Linked DNA regions of Mus musculus: region 1 is linked to region 2. Evidence: chromatin loops called from intact Hi-C (ENCODE). Cell type or tissue: heart. All regions are shown on one strand. Each heading gives the region's core, and the rest is flanking DNA. Links, peaks and the distances in the headings are about the cores only.

Region 1 (5,380 bases), core at 199-5,198, 67 kb after region 2:
GCTCTCCTCTTATACCCTCAGGTCTGATGTCTTAGGGTTTAATTGCTGTGAAGAGACACCATGACCAGGACAACTCTTTTTTTTTTTTTTTCCATTTTCTTTTTTCTTCTTCTTGGTTTTCTGCGACAGGGTTTCTCTGTGTAGCCCTGGCTGTCCTGGAACTCACTTTGTAGACCAGGCTGGCCTTGAATTCAGAAATTCGCCTACCTCTGCCTCCCAAATGCTGGAATTACAGGACAACCCTTATAAAGGCAAACATTTAATTTTGGCTGGCTTACGGTTTCAGAGATAAAGTCCATTATCATCATGGCAGAAAGTATGGCAGCCTGCAGGCAGACATGGTGCTGGAGAAGGAGCTGAGGGTTCTACATCTTGGTCTGAAAGCAGCCAGAAGACTCTCTTCAGCAAGCTGCTGGGAGGTGGCTCTCTTCTGCATGGCCTCTGGTGGTAACAGGGGCAGGGGACATCGACACAGACCCTGGCTGTGATAGGACCATGGACCCAGCCATGGCAACAGCATGGGCCCAGATGTCCCAGTGGCCTTAGGTGGCAGTGCAGGCCACTCAGCACAGACCACAGACATGTGCTTGGCTTTTGGTGGTAACGCCAGGCACAGGTTTCAACACAGACCTCTCATGCAGCAGACCCAGACACGGTCCTTTCCTAGAACCTCTCCATGGCCTCCTCATATCCGCCTGTTCCTTACCACCATCAAGTCCCCAGTTTCATCTTTATCTATAGTATATGAACCTCTCTGCTTCATTCTCTCCCATCTTCCCACTGTGTACACCAGCTTTCCCAATTTTTCCATCACATATTTGCCCATAATAATGTGGCACTTGGAGCAAGCTCTTGCATGTCTTTCTTCTGGCTGGGGTGGCCACTTGGGTGTTTTTCTTCTGGCTGTTCCAGGATGGCCTGGCTTGAGTGGGCATTTGGGTGAATTTCTTCCACCCTCCTCAGGCCATAGGGACCAGGGTGGGCATCTTTCTTTGGGCTACCCCAGGCCAGTGGGAATCAAATGGGCTGACTTCTAGATTTATTTATTTATTTGTTTATTTATTTTTTTGTAGTGGTGGTCCCTGAGAGCTCTAGGGGTACTGGGTGGTTCATATTGTTATTCCTCCTATGGGGCTGCAAACCTCTTCAGTTCCTTGGGTCCTTTCTGGAGGACCAATGGGGACCCTGTGCTCAGTCCAGTGGTTGGCTGAGAGCATCTGCCTCTGGATTTGTCAGGTACTGGTAGAGCCTCTCAGGAGACAGCTATATCAGGCTCCTGTCAGCAAGCACTTGTTGGCATCCACAATAGTGTCTGGGTTTGGTGGTTGTATATGGGATGGCTCCCCAGGTGGGGCAGTCTCTGGATGGCCTTTCCTTCAGTCTCTGCTCCATACTTTGTCTCTGTATCTCCTCCCATGGGTATTTTTGTTCCCTCTTCTAAGAAGGATCAAAGCATCCATACTTTGGTCCTCCTTCTTCTAGAGCTTCTGTGGTCTGTGAATTGTGACTTCTAGATTTTTAAACATTCATCTGCTAAATACTAGTCAAATGTATTTTCATCTTTAAGTCTGTAGAATTTAGAGCTTTCATTTCAGTGACAATTTGTTCTGGTCTTCATGTCCCCAGCTCCCCAACTGTCTTCTTCAAGCTTATATTTTTCACTGTAAATATTATACTTAAAGTTACCCTTTTAAAGGTGTATAACAAATTTCTTAACATTTTTAACAAGTGTTATCTTTAAAATTTTTTTTTATTTCTTACAAGCTTCTGAAATCTTCATATCTAATTTATGATGCATCAAAGATAATTTATGTATTAGGTTTCTGTTCTACTCCTTTCTGTTTTTGTGACAATATTTTGGCAAAAAGCTACTTATAGGAAAATGTTTTACTTTAGCTCATAATTCCAGGTTATAATCTGTCACTGTGGGTAAGTCACAATGACAGGAGCTTGAAGCAGCTTATTACACTGTATCCACAGCCAAGACCAGAGAGAAGTAAATGCATGTATGTTCATATGTGTATGTTCATGCGTGTATGTTCATACGTGTATGTTCATGCGTGCTTGCTTGTGTTCAGAAACAGAAGCATGTTCATGCATAGCTCAGGATTTCCTGCCCGTGTGTCAGTGCCTAAAGCAGTGAATGGAGTTAAGACCATCCGCCACAGACATGCTTCCAGGCTAACCCAGAGTAGACTGTTCTCCACTGAGACACTGTTCCCACGGGATTCTAGCTTATGTCAGGTTCATAGTTAAAGCTAGCTAGCACAGTCTTTAAAAAAAATTCCCTTCTTTAAAAAAAAAATGTCAATGGTGGGCTTGAGAGGAGGTTCAGTGTTTAGACAGCAGCTTCTCTTGTAGAGCGCCTGGGTTCTGTTCCTAGCACCCACATGATGGCTCACAGCCATCTGTAACTCCAGTTTCTAGGGGTCAGATGCCCTCTCCTGACCTTTGTGAACACTGGGCACTCAACTGGCACACATACATACATGCAGGCAGAACGTTCAGACGCATAAAATTAAAAAAAATAGCTAAAAAATAATCTAAAAGATTTTCAGTATTATTCAGACAGTAGATTGAATATATAATTAGAGATTTAAGAAATGCATTTATTATATTATTTTATGTGTTTTTTCCCCTACTCTAGTAGAGTGAAAGCATCTTGCTTAAGGAAAGGTTTTGTGCCATATTTATCTTTATATTCACTCTTAACTTAATGCATTTGAATTTTATACAACTAGGTTAATGTCTATGACATTGAACCTTGAGCTTAATTTTTCTGAACTGTAAAAAGTCAATTAATTTTGGAAATACTACTTTACAAAAATGTTTACATTGTCATTGAAAAATTTCCATCCTATCTTTATACACATGGAACTTTTGCCTGTATATATATATGTCTGTACTCCATGTGCGGTGTCCTTGCAGCTGAGAAGAGAGTGTTGGATTCCCTGGAACAGGAATTACAGTTGGTTGTGAGCTGCTATGTGGATACTAGGAATCAAACCCTGTTCTTCTGGAAGAACATCTCCCAGCCTCATTGAATTGTCTTTTAAATATCACGTGAAAATTTTTCTGCATATAAAAATCATATAGGGCTGGTGAGATGGCGGTTAATAACACTGGCTGTTCTTCTAGATTTCCGAAGTTCAATTTCCAGCAACCACATGATGCCTCACCATTTATAAAGGGATCTGTTGCCCCCTTCTGGCATGTAGGTGTACATGCAGACAGAGCACTCCTACATTTAAATAAATATATAAATTAAAAAATATGTGAAATAAACAAGTGTTCTAATGTAAGCATGTTTTGTTGAAATTTATGATGATGTTTTCCTATAGGATATAAATTACAGTGGGCTAGATTCATGTAATTAAGGAAATAGTTCTTGTGAGAGGTGTAGGAAGCTATCTGTTGTAATCTGCGCTTTTCAGGCTTTACTCCAAAGAGGAATAATAAGTGTAAGTATGACATTTTTGCTTCTTTCCAGGATCTCTTCAGTGAAAACTCTCTCTTCAAGTTCCTTAAAATTTGTTGTGAAGTTTCTGGGTAGCTTTGATGTGTTCTCTGAAAATCAGTTCTTCTGTTGTCAAATGTCTTTAGTTCTTATATTTGGAATAAACATAAATGTAGCTAGATCTGAATTCAGCTTTCATCCGTATTGCTGACACACTGAGTTACCCTGGCAAGTTCGTTGTATCTTTTAAACAGGGATAAGAATATATGTCTCTTTGGATTGATGTGTAGATTTAAGTAAAAACCATAATCCAGTGCTTGATAATAAATAGTAACATTTTTTTCTTATTGCTGGTAATAAAACAAATTCTGTTAAATATTATTGCTGTAGTTGATGCTTCTGAAGGTGTCTGTCCTGGAATACGAGAATGACCTGAGACCACTGTTGCCAACAGCACTGTGGCAAAGCGTTTGTCAGAGTTTGGTCAGCCTCACCGTTAGTTTAAGGAGTTCAGAGCTCCTCCGAGGAAACAGTAGTTCTCTCTTTTCTTAAAATGGGTCATTTTGAAAGGAGAATTCAGAATAGTTAGTGGAAATATGTAGACTCATAACTCTACCATCACTTTAGTAGATACATCACAATATAACTGAAATATAAGATGAACACAGAATAGATTTGACATCTGTTGTAACCATCCTTACCCACTTCAAAAGCAGAATGGATATATAGAAATTATTTAGAGCTTCTCAGAGACAGACTGTCTGTTAATTATTGCTATTATTATTATTCTGTTATTTCAAAGAATGTGGTAACATGCCAATCCTTATTATACATAACACCAAGTACAAACTCTGACAGTAGATCAATGCGGCTTGTAACCATAGAAACTTGTTTCCTCTGAAAAACTTTACACTTATGCACTTAATACGAGCAAATATTATGTGAAGAATAAAAATCTCTGTGTTAGCCTTATTCTACCAAGAGATGTTACTACTCCCTGTTACAGATAATCAGAATAGAATTATTTGGGAAGGAAAGTTTTAATTTACATCAGAAATCAAGAGTTGATAGAAAATACCAGTGTTGAATAGAAAATTTAAATTACTTACTTCAGGTAGAATATTTGCTTATTCAACATGGCAATTTTCATTATCTTAACATATAAACCTTAATTATTATACTTTAATCATGAAATAATTTTAAACTAAGGCCTATTTTAGATACTCATTGTTCTTTCCTTTTAATTGTTTTAATTTTTTTTGATAATTTCATATGTGAGTACTGTATTTACAACAATTCTGTGCCCATCCCCATCTCTTTTTCCCCATTTCCTCTCATATTCATGACCTCTTCCTCTTTAATTATTGTTTCATTTATATACATGTATATACAGACATGTATATATAAAAGCAACTTGCTGAGTCCATTAGCGTTTCTTTTATGTTATATGTTTAGGGCTGGTGATATGGGATTGCGTAACTGGCTGGAGCTCATCCCTGGAAAATGCTAAACCTTTCTCTCAGCAGCCATTTCTTGTAGCTTGGCTAGGAAAGGACTGTGTGAGATTTTCCCTATCCACCTTAGCATTGGGCAGCCATATTGCTGAGATTTCACAGGTGCCCCTTACACAGCCTTTCTTTGCCCTCTTGTGTGATGTTCCTTGAGCCTTAGGTGTAGGTTGTGATGTAGATTCATCACTCCTTGCTTTGTTCTCTGTTATTTCCAACAGTTTTGCCTTTCTGTAATGGACTCTTACCTGCTGCAAAAAGATTTACATTTATGTGTGGGTATTAGGATAAATTCTTAGAATGCAGTTAGAATTTATTCTGGTTTAGGAAAGTGGTAAGAGCAGATTCTCCTCCAGGGTCCATCACCTCAGCAGTCCCAGGCCATTTTTTAGGTTTATAGTAGTGGGTGTGAATT
Region 2 (5,380 bases), core at 49-5,048:
CACCTGGGTGGTCAAAGCAGGCGTGCTGAGACTCCAGAGAGCCGTCACCTTCACCTGGAGTGCACTGGCTTCTCCTTACTTTCAATGTTTCTGTCAGGGTGTGGAGTGAAGGAAGTATTGTAAACCTTCCACATTTTGGTCTTCCTAGCAAGACCTGCCTTCAAAAGAAACTATTTAGTCTGAGTCTGACCTGTTGGGGTTTTATCAGAGCTCAGCATGGGAGAAAGCAAACTCCCGGCTCCAGCCTCCTCAAGCTCTCCTGCCCCACGTAAGGTTAACAGTCTCCAGGCCTAGGCTCCTTCAAGTTCTCAATGGCCTCGATTTCCACTCAGAATCCATCGTTATCATAAGCACTAAGTCCTAATCCAAGTCTACCAGGCCCATTGGCCCACTCTCCTGTCTCTCTCATTAACTCCTGCACCCACGATCTGGTGCTAAGCTTTCTGTCAGGGCCATGCCCATCACCTGCTTGCCTCTCTCTAGCAACTTCCGGCCTCTTTGCTGTCAGCCTGTGTACAGGCTCTGAATTCAGATAATCTCTCCTCACTGTCCCCCAAGGACTAGATCAGTCTTACCTCAGATTCACAGAGTTTCAGTTCCTTATTTTCTGACTACTGTCATTAGATTAGAGTGATTTTCTTTGAGCATTCTCCAGGAGCGGGCGGCCCTTTGTGTCTCTCTTCTTTCCTTCCTTATTTTTTGGGGGTGGATTGAGACAGGGTCTCTCTACAGAGCCCTAGTAGTCCTGGAGCTTACTATATAGACAAGGCTGGCCTTGAACTCCCAGAGATTGCCTGCCTCTGCTCCCGAGTGCTGGGATTAAAGGCATGTGCCACCTCTCCAGCCCTTTTTCTTGCTTTAGCACTAATTATCAGTAGACACAGACATGTTTCATACACTTTCTTCCATTAGAATTTCCAATGGAACAGGGATAGGAACTTTGTTTCGTTCACCAATGTTCTATTTCTTGAAATAGTGGCGGCTGAATCACAGGTTCTCAAGTATTACTAGAATTTTATAATCTTTTGCAAAGGTGTAGTAAAGTGTAGAATACTTCTAAAGTTCTTTATATGTGTGAGAGAAAGATGCACAGAAAGCTTTTGAAAAAGAAGAGACTTCTTTTATAATTCAAAAGTTATTACATCTCAAAGATTTATGAACAATTTTTTTACATTTACCTATTTCTCTGCTTATGTGTGTGAGTGTGTGCATGTTTGTGCACATGGCTGCACTCATGCCATGGGGCACACTGGAGAGATCAGAAGGCAACTTCTGGGAAGTGTCTCTTGCCTCACCACGTGCTCCCTGGGACTGACCTCAGGTCGTCAGGATTGACCTTTGCCAGCTGGGCCATCTCGCCTGCTCGGATCCTGCATTTTTCTTAGAAAATATTAAATACCGTGTGACAGCTGTTAGAATCAAAGTGGAATCACTTTGGTCAAACCCTAAGCATTAGCTGTTACCCGTCTCATTGCTGTGATGAAATACCCAGGCGGAAACAATGTAAGGGAAGGAGCGGTTTATTCTGGTTCAGAGTTACAGGGAGGCTCAGTGCATTGTCACGGAGAAGGATTGCGGCAGCAGAAGGCTGGCTGATCACTGTGTATAGCAGTCAGGAGGCAGAGGGAGGTGAATGGGAAGGCTCTGCTGGTTTTCTCCTTTTTTAATTAAAAGATCGGTTTTCAGCCAGGCAGTGGTGGCACACGCCTTTAATCCCAGCACTTGGGAGGCAGAGGCAGGTGGATTTCTGAGTTCGAGGCCAGCCTGGTCTACAAAGTGAGTTCCAGGACAGCCAGGGCTATACAGAGAAACCCTGTCTCCAAAAAACAAAACAAAACAAAAATCAGTTTTCATTTAGGTCCATTTGTGTATGTGTGTATGCCTCTTTCTGTGTGTGTGTGTGTTAAACTGCTAGGCCATATCTGTAGACCCAGTAATTTTTTTGTTAATATTAGTATGCTGATTTGGGGGGGGGGCATGCATGCCACAGTTTGAGTGCGGAGGTCAACGACTACTACCTGTGGGAGTTGTTTCTCAGCTTTTACCATCTGAGTCTCAGGAATTGAACTCAGGGCATCAGTCTTGGCAAGAGGTACCCTTTCCTGATTAGCTATCTTATAGGCCTGAGCCTTCTTTTTATTCAGACCAAGGTCAGGGAATGATGCCACACACGTGAAGGATGGGTTCTTCCTAATCAGTTAACCTAATCAAGCTAATTCCTTGAAGGCATGTCCAGACACTTGTCTCTGTTATGTGGCACTGTGTCCGCAGAGATATGAACAAACATACCTTCACACCAGATAGGGAACACACAACAGATGAAAATTCAGATATCACCAAAGTCCGACTTGGTGAACCAATGAGTTTTGTTGGTATTACGTAAAGGAATACTGGTGATAGGGCTGGCGAGATGGCTCAGCCGGTAAGAGCCCTAACTGCTCTTCTGAAGGTCCTGAGTTCAAATCCCAGCAACCACATGGTGGCTCACAACCACCCATAATGAGACCTGATGCCCTCTTCTGGCACATCTGAAGACAGCTACAGTGTACTTATGTATAATAATAAATAAATCCTTTAAAAAAAAAAAAAAGGAATATTGGTGAGAAGAGATGACTCAAAGACAGCTGCATCTCCACAACCCAGCCAAGACAGCTCTTGAAAACTGAAAACTTGGAGCTCACTACACAGCTCAGGTAGCTCATAGGTTGGAATGTCCTTTCCAGAGCGCTCCGTTGGTCTCACCAGCCAAAGAATTGTCTCTCTCTTGCACACACACACACACACGCACACACGCACGCACGCACGCACGCACGCACGCACGCGCGCGCGCGGTTAAAACAAAACGAAACAGAACAAAACATCAGCCAACCAAAACCAGGACAGATTACAACTAGGAGTCTATATTGAAAGATATCTAATTGCACCACCTAGTGGAAGCACAAGTAACATACGCCAAAGCCTCTATGAGCCTAGCTTTAATAGCTGCTTGGGAGTGGGCTTAAGGCAGTCTTCGGGAGGTGTTTGCTTGTTTGACATGGGTTCTCATGCACTTGGTCTAGCCTCAAGCTTGCTGTGTGGATGAGGATGGCCGTGTGCTTCTCACTGTCCACCCCCACTCTCCAAGTGGTGGACTTACAGACAAGTGCACAATGATCAGTCAGGGTCCAGACCTGCTGGTTCTAGGTTCCTGGCCCCTTAGCCACAGGATGAAATAGGGCTTAGACAGTTTTCAAAATAGCAAGAATACTTAAAAGGTATAAAACAGTTCTGAATATGTTGCCAGAGAGTAGTGGACCACATGAAGGAAGATACTTAAGGATCTGGATTAAATATATATCTTTTACATTGTTTAATGTGTGTGTGTGTGTGTGTGTTATGCATATCTTCAACCATATATAATCATTAAGGACATATACACACACTGTAAAAATCAGAGAAAAGGGCTGGAGAGATGGCTCAGTGGTCCTGAGTTCAAATCCCAGCAGCTATATGGTGGCTCACAACCATCTGTAATGAGATCTGATGCCCTCTTCTGGTGTGTCTGAAGGCAGCTACTTACATATAATAAATAAATCTTTGGGCTGGAGTGAGCAGGGCCGGAGCGAGCAGAGGTCCTGAGTTCAATTCCCAGCAACCACATGATGGCTCACAACCATCTGTACAGCTACAGCTACAGTGAATTCATATACATGAAAGAAAGAAAGAAAGGAAGGAAGGAAGGAAGGAAGGGAGAGAGAGAGAGAGAGAGAGAGAGAGAGAGAGAGAGAGAGAGAGAGAGAGAGAGAGAAAGAAAGAAAGAAGGAAAGAAGGAAAGAAAGGAAGAAAGAAAGAGAGAAAGGGGGGGCTGGTGAGATGGCTCAGTGGGTAAGAGCACCCGACTGCTCTTCCAAAGGTCCAGAGTTCAAATTCCAGCAACCACATGGTGGCTCACAACCATCTGTAACAAGATCTGACTCCCTCTTCTGGAGTGTCTGAAGACAGCTACAGTGTACTTACATATAATAAATAAATAAATCTTAAAAAAAAAAGAAAGAAAGAGAGAAAGGAAAAGAGAAAGAAGAAAAAAATCAGAAAAAAAGCTTTCAGAAATCAGTTCTCTCTTGCACTGTTTGGTCTGGGGGATGGAGCTCAAATTGTCAGGCTTGGTGACTTCTTTTAATCCAGTTTAAGTGTGGGACCGTGAAAGATAGCCTGGTCCCTTTTGAGCTAAGGCTTGAAACCCCAGAAACCCTGAAGGGACGGTAGGCTCTTCACCTGTTCCTGGGCACCAGCGCTGTCACTAGAGCAGTCTCCCATAGATTTGTGGCCATCAGTCACATAAGGCCCCAAGCATCCTCCATGTAGAGGATGTGACCTGTGGTCATGTAGGCTCAAGACAGATCTCCGTTTTAATGAGGTACTTAATGGCCTGGTGGGCTTAGTCAATAAGCTTTCCTTCCCAGACACTACTCCCTGCAAAAGGTATTTAACCTCAGGCCTGCCCTGAGAAGTATGGTTTTACTCATCCACTTAACCACAAGCCTTAAAACTGCCTCTTTTCATCGGGATCCACGGGGAGCCATGGAGAAAGCTTTTGCCTATAGAGCCGCCTTAGAAGGCCTCTTTGTGCTCCCAGCCATGGTCACCACCTAGCCAAGCCAAAGTCGAGGCTGCTACCCACAGAGCCAAAGACTATCCCTGGGACCAGCTGGAGCTCTCCCCACACCTCCCCACCCCCGACCCCAGGCTAGATCCAGCCCTCGTGCCTCAAATCCATTCTCAGCTCTTCCGAGGCAGCATCTCAGTGTCTGAAAGCCTAAGAACCAGATAGCCTCGACCTCCTTGCAGGCCTGGGGACCCCTAAGCCAGCTCCAGCGGTCCTGCATCTCAGACAGTGCTTCCCCAACCCCAAAGCAGAGAGGTGTCCTACAGCCCAACACTGGCCCAGCGACAGCGTAGGGTAAGAGCAGTCAACTCTCGAGTGATTTCTGTCTCCCCATGAGGCCATGCTTTGTGGCAGAGTGGATGCAGAACCCATATAACCCTACATTTAAGAAATGGAGTTTGGTTACTAGAGCATACTTTGGGTTATTCTATATTTTATTTTTTGTTCCATTTTATTTATTTTGTCCATGTGTATAGTATGTGTATGAGTTTGAGCATGTTACCACAGCACCATTTCCCTGTCCACAGAGCCATCTTGATGGCCCGCATCTCTATTTTGACTGAAAGATTATGTAACTATTTCACAGATGCACATTTCTCATAAGGCATTTGATTTTAATCACGTGCACACCCAATTATCCGTGCAGTGTAAGATAGCAATGAAGCTGGTGATGCTGGTGCATGCCTTAAATCACAGCACTCAGGAGGCAGAGACAGGTGGATCTTTGGGAATTCA

What was found. Hi-C counts contacts between places; a loop is a spot of excess contacts. Peaks named below come from ENCODE experiments on the same cell type or tissue, not always from the same donor. Only the 100,000 strongest peaks of a DNase experiment are listed, where the experiment ranks them.
Region 1: a loop joins it to region 2, with 4 times the contacts of the local background. A loop is called at or near these places in 9 of 42 quality-filtered maps.

The regions. Positions count from the first base shown.
Region 1 is chr16:56,128,677-56,134,056 of GRCm38, forward strand. The region is part of intron 6 of Senp7 (SUMO1/sentrin specific peptidase 7); the gene reads left to right. Among named protein-coding and RNA genes, the nearest start is that of Senp7, 56 kb to the left of the region's middle. In heart, for the core only: a CTCF peak has its summit at 3,226 (motif pointing left); no DNase peak of the experiment used is centred there.
Region 2 is chr16:56,061,685-56,067,064 of GRCm38, forward strand. It overlaps a transcript of Senp7 not described here. Among named protein-coding and RNA genes, the nearest start is that of Gm41462, 5.3 kb to the right of the region's middle. In heart, for the core only: a CTCF peak has its summit at 2,947 (motif pointing left); a DNase peak (open chromatin) is centred at 2,837; H3K4me3 peaks cover 389 bases; H3K27ac peaks cover 426 bases; H3K27me3 peaks cover 436 bases.